2 separate regions of the Homo sapiens genome follow, and region 2 is linked to region 1. Evidence: read pairs that join two places in POLR2A ChIA-PET (ENCODE). Cell type or tissue: OCI-LY7. All regions are shown on one strand. Links, peaks and the distances in the headings refer to the core of each region. The heading gives the core; the rest is flanking DNA. Region 1 overlaps PTGES3L-AARSD1 (PTGES3L-AARSD1 readthrough). Region 2 overlaps EZH1 (enhancer of zeste 1 polycomb repressive complex 2 subunit).

The links. Peaks named below come from ENCODE experiments on the same cell type or tissue, not always from the same donor. Only the 100,000 strongest peaks of a DNase experiment are listed, where the experiment ranks them.
Region 2: POLR2A ChIA-PET joins it to region 1 with 5 read pairs; 4 of 35 experiments call an interaction of 5 or more read pairs at or near these places.

What each region holds. Positions count from the first base shown.
Region 1 is chr17:42,966,009-42,971,392 of GRCh38, forward strand. It overlaps PTGES3L-AARSD1 (PTGES3L-AARSD1 readthrough), which reads right to left. Exons shown (of 17, transcript NM_001136042.2): 6 at 4,281-4,334. PTGES3L (prostaglandin E synthase 3 like) reads right to left here. Exons shown (of 7, transcript NM_001261430.2): 6 at 4,281-4,334; 7 at 2,095-3,178. The coding sequence ends at 3,140. Among named protein-coding and RNA genes, the nearest start is that of AARSD1, 4.2 kb to the left of the region's middle. RefSeq lists a silencer at 3,351-3,551. In OCI-LY7, for the core only: no CTCF peak of the experiment used is centred there; DNase peaks (open chromatin) are centred at 2,643 and 3,153; H3K27ac peaks cover 824 bases.
Region 2 is chr17:42,736,614-42,741,997 of GRCh38, forward strand. The region is part of intron 1 of EZH1 (enhancer of zeste 1 polycomb repressive complex 2 subunit); the gene reads right to left. Among named protein-coding and RNA genes, the nearest start is that of EZH1, 5.7 kb to the right of the region's middle. In OCI-LY7, for the core only: no CTCF peak of the experiment used is centred there; no DNase peak of the experiment used is centred there.

The sequences.
Region 1 (5,384 bases), core at 96-5,095:
AAAAAAAAAAAAAAAAAGCAAATTAAACCAGGTGCTAATTTTTATCTTGTCAAATATCTGAAACGATTTAGAGAATGGAACACTCTCATTGTTCGTAGGAGTGAGAATTGGTACAATTTCATCAAAGAGCAACTTGGTAACAGCTATCAAAATGTTTAAATGTATTTTATCTACTCCTTGACCTAGCAATTCTACTTCTAGAAATGTACCCTACAGATATCCTGGCAAAAATATGTAAAGATCCACATTTTTAAATGTTGATTGCAATATTGTTTGCAAATGGTAAAAGACTGCCGGACGCGGTGGCTCATGCCTGTAATCCCGGCACTTTGGGAGGCCGAGGCAGGTGGATCACCTGAGGTCAGGAGTTCTAGACCAGCCTGGCCAACGTGGTAAAACCCCGTCTCTACTAAAAATACAAAAATTAGCTGGGCCTGGTGGCAGGCGCCTGTAATCCCAGCTACTAGGGGAGCCGAGGCAAGAGAATCGCTTGAACCCGGGATGCGGAGGTTGCAGTGAGCTGAGACCACGCCGTCGCATTCCAGCCTGGGGGACAAGAGCGAGACTTCGTCTCAAAAAAAAAGAATATGGTAAAAGACTAACGACCTACGTGTCCCTCAATAAAGAACCTGTGAAATTATGAAAAATACATTCAATGGAATACCATATAGCCATGAAAAAAATGAGTTAGATCTATATGTTCTGACTTGTAAAGATCTCCAATATATATTAAATGAAAAAGGGCACAATGCAAGATGCGGATGGTATGATTCCAGTTGTGTACACACACAGACACACACAACACATCTGCTAATTAAGTTTTAACATACTGCATGTAAGTAATATATACTATATGTTTATGTTCCATGTTATATATTGTTTTGTATGTTATATAATTATACCTTAGAACTACATAGTATAAAATAAATTATAGGTATTATAGTATTTATAATGCAGTATGGGGCCAGGGATGGTGGCTCAGGCCTGTAATCCCAGCACTTTGGGAGGCCGAGGAAGGAGGCTTAAGGCCAGGAGTTTGAGAGCAGCCTGGGCAACAAGCAAATCTTTACAAAAAAATAGTTTGTCCTAAAGACAAGGTCTTTACATATATATAAAATATATATTATATAATATATAATATAATATATAAAATATATATTATATAATATATAATATAATATATAAAATATATATTATATAATATATAATATAATATATAAAATATATATTATATAATATATAATATAATATATAAAATATATATTATATAATATATAATATAATATATAAAATATATATTATATAATATATAATATAATATATAAAATATATATTATATAATATATAATATAATATATAAAATATATATTATATAATATATAATATAATATATAATATATAAATATATATGTATTTATATATGTAGATATATAATATATAAAATATATATAATATGTATCATATATAATTTATATATTATATATTTTAAATATATAATTTATATATAATATATAAAATTAATATATATAATATATATTTTATATATAAAATTAATATATAATATATATATATTTTATAGAGCGAGACGGAGTTTCGCTCTTGTTGCCCTGGCTGGAGTGCAATGGTGTGATCTCGGCTCACAGCAACCTCCACCTCCTGGATTCAAGCCATTCTCCTGCCTCAGCCTCTGAAGCAGCTGGGATTACAGGCATGAGCCACCACGCCTGACTAATTTTGTATTTTTAGTGGAGACAGGGTTTCTCCATGTTGGTCAGGCTGGTCTCGAACTCCTGACCTCAGGTGATCCACCCACCTCAGCCTCCCAAAGTGTTGGGATTACAAGCATAAGCCACCGCACCTAGCCTACAAAAATATTTTTTAACTTAGTCAGCTGTAGTGTAGTCCTAGCTACCCAGGAGGCTGAGGCAGGAGGATTACTTGAGCCCAGGAAGTCAGGGCTCCATGAATAATGAATGTACCACTGTATTCCAGCCTGGGCAACAAAGCAAGACTCTATCTCAAACATAAATAAATAAATAAAGTTTACTTTTAAAGTAAATCCTAATAGTTTACCATGAGTTCAAGAGCAAAGTCTATAGGCAATGCATTTATTTTGTTTAAGTTACAGTCAACTGTACATATTAGGCACTCAAAAAAGTTTATGGACAAATAGAATAGCTGTTGGACAAATAAACATAGACATTAACTAGAGTAACAATCAGTTTTAAAAGTATAAAGAGGGCCGGGTGTGGTGGCTCATACATGTAATCCTAGCACTTTGGGAGGCTGAGGTGGGTGGATTACTTGAGGTCAGGAGTTCGAGACCAGCCTGGCCAACATGGTGAAACCCCATCTCTGCTAAAAATACAAAAATTAGCTGGGCCTGGTGGTGCACATCTGTAGTCCCATCTACTTGGGAGGCTGAGGCAGGAGAATTGCTTGAACCCAGAAGGTGGAGGTTGCAGTGAACAGAGACTGCACCACTGCACTCCAGCCTGGGCGACAGAGCAAGACTCCATCTCGGAAAAAAAAAAAAAAAGTATAAAGAGATTTCTAGAGTGTGCAGGAAGCTGAAGTGGCTGGTTCTAGAGATGACAGAATTAGCTGTAAGAAATCAGAGCACAAATCTGGGCAAGAGGAAGCACCCCAGCTTGGTTACTAGAGGGAGAAGAGGCTTGCCACCAGGAGGAATAAGTACAAGAAGGAAACAGACAGAGAACAGTTCCTAGAGATTTATTATAATCTGTTTCTTCTTTGGCTTTTTGCTTTGCCCCATATGCACACATAGTAGAGATTTCTATAATCTGCATTCTTCTTTGGCTTTTGTTTTGCCACATACACACACATACTCAAATAATCAAGTGGCCTAAACACAGAGATTAGAAACCAATCAGTAAGAAATCAGAAGCCCTACCAGTCTACCCCTCCCCGACCCTGCATCTGATGTGGAGCCATAGTCAAGTGCCTAGGAGGAAGACAAGCTTGAAGGACGACCCTTAATAAAGAGCTTCTAGGAAAGTTCAGAGATCTCAGAAGAACTTGGTGCACAGCCAAAGCGCTGACAAAGGCCTAGGCGCTAGCTTTCTAGAACAACTGGAAAATAGCCACAGCTGCCTTCCCAGCTTTGCGTCACAGAAAGTTAATTACTTGTTGCATCATCAGCACTGTCAGAATCATCCTGGGGGCGGGGGGGAAAAAAGACAAAGCACCTGTAGACCCTGCAAAGCAGGAACATTTGTGTTAACAAATACTGCTTCCTCTCTCCTGTTCTCCAAGTTTCTTTTTGTGATTTCCTAAACCACCCAACTTAGGGGGCTAATATGAAAGGTTTTAACTTACTTTGGATGTTAAGTAAACCAACACTACTTTGTCATACATCATTAGTTTCAGGACTTTTTTTTTTTTTTTTTTTTTTTTTGAGACAGGGTCTTGCTTCATCACCCAGCTGCAGTGCAGTGGCATGATCTCAGCTCAGTGCAACCTCTGCCTCACAGTCTCAAGCGATCCTCCCACCTCAGCCACTTGAGTAGCTGGGATTATAGGCTACTGTGCCTGGCTAATTTTTGTACTTTTGGTAGAGACAGGGTTTTGCCCTGTTGCCCAGGCTGGTCTCAAACTGCTGAGCACAAGTGATCCACCTGCCTTGGCCTCTCAAAGTGCTGGGATTACAGGCGTGAGCCACCACACCCACCCTAGTTTCAGAATTTTAATTAATGCTATTGCTCCTTACAGCTGGGGTAGGTCTTCTCTAGGATGGAGAAACAGAGGGGTAGATGGAAAGCAGGAGGGTCTTGCTAGGGTTTTCTAAAGCCTGGAGAAGAATATTAGCCTTCTTGGGCCAGGCGTGGTGGCTCACGCCTGTAATCCCAATACTTTGGGAGGCCGAGGCGGGTGGATCACCTCAGGCCAGGAGTTCGAGACCAGCCTGGCTAACATGGCAAAACCCTGTCTCTACTAAAAATACAAAAATTAGCTGGGCGTGGTGGCAGGCACCTATATTCCCAGCTACTCAGGAGTCTGAGGCAGGAGAATCTCTTGAACCCAGGAGGCAGAGGTTGCAGTGAGCCAAGATCGGGCCACTGCACTCCAACCTGGGCGAAAGAGTGAAACTCCTCCCCCACCCCCCAAAAAAAGAATATTAGCCCTCTTGGGTCAAACTCAAATTTGGTTAACAGGCACTGAGAACTACTGTGTGCTAGGAACTGGGATAGGAGCTCTCTAGTGGGTTGTTTTTAAGGGCTACAAAGAAACTGAAGGGTTGAGGGGAAGGCTTTACTTACATCCAAATCATCCATGGCAGGTGGAGGTCTCTTGGTGCTGACCTTCTTCAAAAGCTAGTGGGAAGAAAAAATAATCACAAGGGAGAAGGGAGTGAAGGAAGAACAATCTGCACATTGATGGTCCATAGAAGAATGGTTGCAGCCAGAACTGGTCAGGCAACTGCTCCCATCTTTAAAACATCACTGGAATTAATTTGAGAAAAGTAAATTGATCCCCTTCTTAAAAGAAAATTTAACACAAATCCAGATTGGAGTCGGCTAGTGTTTTTATAACTGAAACCAAATAATATAACGACAGTGTGTGATTTACTGGGGGCCAATTATTTATGATGTGAGTTTTTATACTGCTAGTTTTAACATCCCATGAAGTTGTCTGGCTTAACACGCGCACACACACACACACACACACACACACACACACACACACACAGAGGCCGGGTTTGGTGGCTCACATTTGTAATGTGAGCACTTTGGGAGGCTGAGACAGACAGATCACTTGAGGCCAGGAGTTCCAGACCAGCCTGGCCAACATGATGAAACCCCATCTCTACCAAAAATACAAAAAAAAATTAGCCAGGGGTGGTGGCGCATGCCTGTAATCCCAGCTACTCAGGTGGCTGAGGCACAAGAATCACTTGAACCTGGGAAGTGGAGGTTGCAGGGAGCTACTGCACTCCAGCCTGGGAGACAGAGCAAGACTCTGTCTCAAAAAGAAAACCACACACACAGGCCAGGCATGGTGACTTACGCCTGTAATCCCACCACTTGGGAGGGTGAGGCAGGTGGATCACCTGAGGTCAGGAATTTGAGACCAGCCTGGCCAACATGGTGAAACTCCGTCTCTACTAAAAAAATACAAAAATTATCCAGAAGTGGTGGTGGGCACCTGTAATCCCAGCTACTCAGGAGGATGAGACAAAATTGCTTGAACCCAGAGGCAGAGGTTGCAGTGAGCTGAGATCGCGCCATTGCACTCCAGCCTAGGCGACAGAAAACCACACACACACACACACACACAGAAAACAGTAGAACAAGAATTACAGAAAAGTGGAAAAACGTTTTGTCAAACTTCTTCAGAATACAGGCTCTACACTGAATAAGTGA
Region 2 (5,384 bases), core at 378-5,377, 230 kb before region 1:
CACTTGAGATCAGGAGTTCGAGACCAGCCTGGCCAACATGGTGAAACCTCATCTCTACAAAAATACAAAAATTAGCTGGGCATGGTGGTGTGCACTTGTAGTCTCAGCTGCTTGGAGGCTGAGGCAGGAGAATCGCTTGAACCTAGCAGGGCAGAGATTGCAGGGAGGTAGAGATTGCAGTGATCTGAGAATGCGCCACTGCACTCCAGCCTGGGGAACAGAGCGAGACTCTGCCTCATTAATAATAATAGTAATAATAAAATGAAACCACCATACTAAGTGAAAAAAATAAGACGCAAATAACTGCATATGATTCCACTTAAGATGTTCTGCTGGCCAGTTGCAGAACAGGAACTCCCTGTACTAGCTTTACAATTTTTTTTTTTTTTTGAGACAGAGTCTCGCTCTGTCGCCCAGGCTGGAGTGTAATGATGCAATCTCGGCTCACTGCAACCTCCACCTTCTGGGCTCAAGCGATTCTCCTGCCTCAGCCTCTTAAGTAGCTGGGATTACAGGCACATGCCACCGCGCCGAGCTAATTTTTGTATTTTTAGTAGAGACAGAGTTTCACCATGTTGCCTAGGCTCGTCTTGAACTCCTGACCTCAGGTGATCCACCCGCCTTGGCCTCCCAAAGTGCTGGGATTACAGGCGTGAGCCACCGCGCCCAGCCTACAATTTTTAAAATAAATCTAAAACTATTCTAGGGCAGGCGTGATGGCTCATGCCTGAAATTCCAACACTTTTGGAGGCTGAGGCAGGTGGATCTCTTGGGCCCAGTTGTTCGAGACCAGCCTGGACAACATGGTGAGATCCCATCTCTACAAAAGAAATACAAAAATTAGTTGGGCATGGTGGCGTGTGCTTCTAGTCCCAGCTACCAGGGAGGCTGAGGTGAGAAGACAGATGGAGCCTGCACGATCAAGGCTGCAGGAGCAAGCTGTGACTGCGCCATTGCACTCCAGCCTGGGTGACAGAGTGAGACCCTGTTTCAAACAAACCAAAAACAAACAAACTATTCTTTCTTTTTTTTCTTTCTTAAAAAACAAACTATTCTAAAAAATAGAGTTTATTTTTTAAAAAGATTAATCATTGGAAATACGAACCACTTTATTTACTGTCACATCTCTACAGGAAAAGAAAGCTATAAAAATGTAGCAATCTTTCCCCAGAAAACTGGATCTCAATTTGCTGCAAAGGCTAAAACTAGAATGTAGTCTGTCACTAGGTGGAAATGGGAAAACATTACTGAAATTGTATGGCAATAAAAAATTTAAGGAACGGCTGGGTGCGGTGGCTCACGCCTGCAATCACAGCACTTTGGGAGGCCGAGACAGGCGGATCACGAGGTCAGGAGATCAAGACCATCCTGGGTAACACAGTGAAACCCCGTCTCTACTAAAAATACAAAAAATTAGCTGGGCATGGTGGCGGGCACCTGTAGTCCCAGCTACTCAGGAGGCTGAGGCAGGAGAATGGCGTGAACCCAGGAGGCGGAGCTTGCAGTGAGCCGAGACGGTGCCACTGAACTCCAGCCTGGGCGACAGAGCAAGACTCTGTCTCAAAAAAAAAAAAAAAAAAAAAATTTAAGGAACAAGTTCTTAAACTTAGAGAGACTGAGATCAGAATACAAAAGTTCCAAACTATTAAATTTTTTCATCTACATAAGGTGTCCCTTTGCAGAAACAGCTTCTTTGTCTTAGGGGCAAATTCAGTGTCTTTGATAGTTTCTCTTGAATAATAATTTTATTAACCAGCAAGGCTAAGTAAGCCTTTGGAGGCAGATGGCACTACAGATTTTTATTTTTTAATTTTATTTATTTGTATTTATTATTTGTATTTATTATTATTTTTTGAGACGGAATCTCGCTCTGCTGGGATTACAGACGTGAGCCACCGTGCCCAGTCTATTTTTTTTATTTTTTTTTGAGATGGAGTCTCACTCTGTTGCCAGGCTGGAGTGCGTTGGTGCAATAACAGCTCACTGCAACCTCTGCCCCAGCTAATTTTTGTATTTTTAGTAGAGACAGGGTTTCACCATCTTGGCCAGGCTGGTCTGGAACTCCTAACCTCAGGTAATTCACCCACCTTGGCCTCCCAAAGTGCTGGGATTACAGGCGTAAGCCACCGGGCCTGGCCTAGATTTTTTTTTTTTTTTTTTTTTTGAGAAGGAGTCTCACTCTGTCACCCAGGCTGGAGTGCAGTGGTGCTATCTCAGCTCACTGCAATCTCCACCTCCTGGGTTCAAGCGATTCTCTTGCCTCCACCCCCCCTGAGTAGCTGGGACTATGCTCGCCACCAAGCCGGGTTAATTTCTGTATTTTTAGTAGAGGCGGGGTTTCACCATGTTGGCCAGGATGGTCTCCATCTCCTGACCTCGTGATCCACCTGCCTCGGCCTCCCAAAGTGCTGGGATTACAGGCGTGAGCTACCACGCCTGGCCCCTGGCCTATATTTTTAAATATTTCATCCTATTCCTTTTTTGATTCATAGTGTAATTGAAACCTGAATGATAGGGGTGAACCTATCCCTGCAAAGAGCTCTAGTAACACACCTTTGGGTCATTCTGGTGATCACCAATTTCATCAACATTTCAATTAAAATCAATTCTGTGACTAGGTACACAGCCTGATCTCTCAGTTAGGATCTATAAAGCACATCTCTAATTTATACCCTCCAACTTCTCTGAGGTATTTTCATCTGTCATTAGTTTGAGCTTCTGGGCACTACACACAGAAAGAACCTTCCTAACAGGAACCTGTGACTCTGAATTCTAATTTAAAATAAAATTATAACATTAGTATTTCCTAGTGTTGCTTAATTAAGAGAATCAGATCAGCTGGGTGCAGTAGCTCACACCTGTAATCCCAGCACTTTGGGAGGCCAAGGCGAGTGGATCACCTGAGGACAGGGGTTCGAGACCAGCCTAACATGCAGAAACCCCGTCTCTACTAAAAATACAAAATTAGCCGGGCATGGTGGTGGATGCCTGTAATCCCAGCTACTCGGGAGGCTGAAGCAGGAGAATCGCTTGAACCCAGGAGGCAGAGGTTGCAATGAGCTGAGATCGTGCCATTGCACTCCAGTCTGAGCAACAAGAGTGAAATTCTGTCTCAAAAAAAAAATTAGATCGTATGCACTGGAGGTAATGGTAACAAAAATCTAAACAGGATTAGTTTTTTTTTTTTTGAGACAGAGTCTCGCGCTGTCGCCCAGGCTGGAGTGCAGTGGCGCGATCTTGGCTCACTGCAAGCTCCATCCCCCAGGTTCACGCCATTCTCCTGCCTCAGCCTCCCGAGTACCTGGGATCACAGGTGCCCACCACCATGCCCAGCTAATTTTTTGTGTTTTCAGTAGAGACAGGGTTTCACCATAAACAGGATTAGTTTTTATGAGACCCAAAGGAAAATGCTGGCTCACAGGATTTATAACTCTGGTTTAATTTTATTTCATTTTATTTTGTTTTTTGAGAAAGGGTCCCACTCTGCCGACCAGGCATGATCATAGCTCACTGCACTTCGACCTCCCAGGCTCAAGGGATCCTTTGGCCCCAGCCTCCCTAGTAGCTGGGACTACGGGCACATGCCACCATGCCTGGCTAATTTTTTATATTTTCAGTGGAGACAAGATCTTTTTTTTTTTTTTTGAAACGGAGTCTTGCTCTGTTGCCAGGCTGGAGTGCAGTGGTGCAATCTCAGCTCACTGCAACCTCCGCCTCCCGGGTTCAAGCGATTCTCCTGCCTCAGCCTCCCGCGTAGCTGGGACTACAGGTGCAAGCCACCACGCCCAGCTAATTTTTGCATTTCAGTAGAGACAGGTTTCACCATGTTGGCCAGGATGATCTCGATCTCTTGACCTTGTGATCCACCCGCTTCGGCCTCCCAAAGTGCTGGGATTACAGGCGTGAGCCACTACGCCCAGCCTACAAGATCTTGCTATGTTTCCCAGGCTGGCCTTGAACTCCTGACTTGAAGTAATCCCCCTTCCTCAGCCTCCCAAAGGGTTGAGATTACAGACATGAGCCACCGTGCCCAGTGAGAACGCTGACTTGGAAGAGTAAAAGCAATCTCCTAACAGGCTAGAGCCCTATCTTGACTGGTTCTGTACTGTGTCAGCCCAAAGTTTAATACTGTACTGTATTTAGTGCCTGCTCATATCATCCAATAAAAATAAGACTTTTTAGTCTATTTTGAATCAAATTATTCGGGTAGGTGAGTTAGAGAATAAAACACACTAAAGGTACTGAATTCCAACTACCCATTAAGTAACTCATGACTTTAGGGTGTAGTGTACTCAAGTCTCAACTGATGATTGACTGATAGACTAAGGAGTAGGAAAGAATCCAATATGTACACAGTTTGGACATAAAACAAAACAAAGAAAAAGCTGGGGACTTTCCAGAATGGAGAAGCACAATTTTTCTTTTTTTAACCTTTAACCCTTCCCCTCAATCCCAACCTATCTAATTATCTTCACTTTTCTCCACAAATTGTTTTCTCTTTTCTCTTTAGTTTATTCTATGTAGAAATGGAATTAGTGTGTTTTTAGTGTTGCTACCTCAAATCTTTTCTGGGACGCTACTAGTGAACAAAATAGAAATAGTGAACAAAGTGGAAACTGTTTTTGAGACAGGGTCTCCCTTTGTCGCCCAGGCTAGAGTACAGTGGTGCCATCTCAGCTCACTGCAACCTCCGCCTTCCAGGTTCAAGGGATTCTCGTTCCTCAGCCTCCCAAGTAGCTGGGATGACAGGTGTGGGATGCCCACGCCCAGCTAATTGTAGAAACGGGGTTTCACCGTGTTGGACAGGCTGGTCCCAAACTCCTGGCTTCAAGTGATCAATCCCTCGGCCTGCTCCCAAAGTGCTGGGATTACAGCTGTGAGCCACAACGTGGGGGGCCCAAAGTGAAACTTTTTAAACTTAATCTAAGACCAGAAAAAGATATACTTAATGACATGAATTGTTACATGTTTCATATAAACAGCAAATCAAAGGGAAGGAACTGTTGCCTACAGAGTAATGAAGCCAGGTTTCAGACCCTAGGAATTAAAAATAGACAAAATTAATATTTTGAATCGGTTTCTTATTTTGTTTTGAGACAGGGTCTTGCTCTGTTGCCCAGGCTGGAATGCAGTGGCTTGATCTCGGCTCACTGCAACCTCTGCCTCCTGGGCTCAAGCAATCCTCCCTACTCAGCCTCCTGAGTAGTTGGGACTACAGGCCCACACCACCAGGCCTGGCTAATTTTTGTAATGTTTTTGTAGAGACAGAGTTTTGCCATGTTGCCCAGGCTGGTCTCACACTTCTGAACTCAAGTGATTCGCCCACCTCGGCCTCCCAAAATACTGGGATTACAGGCATGAGCCACAGTGTCCAGACTTAAATT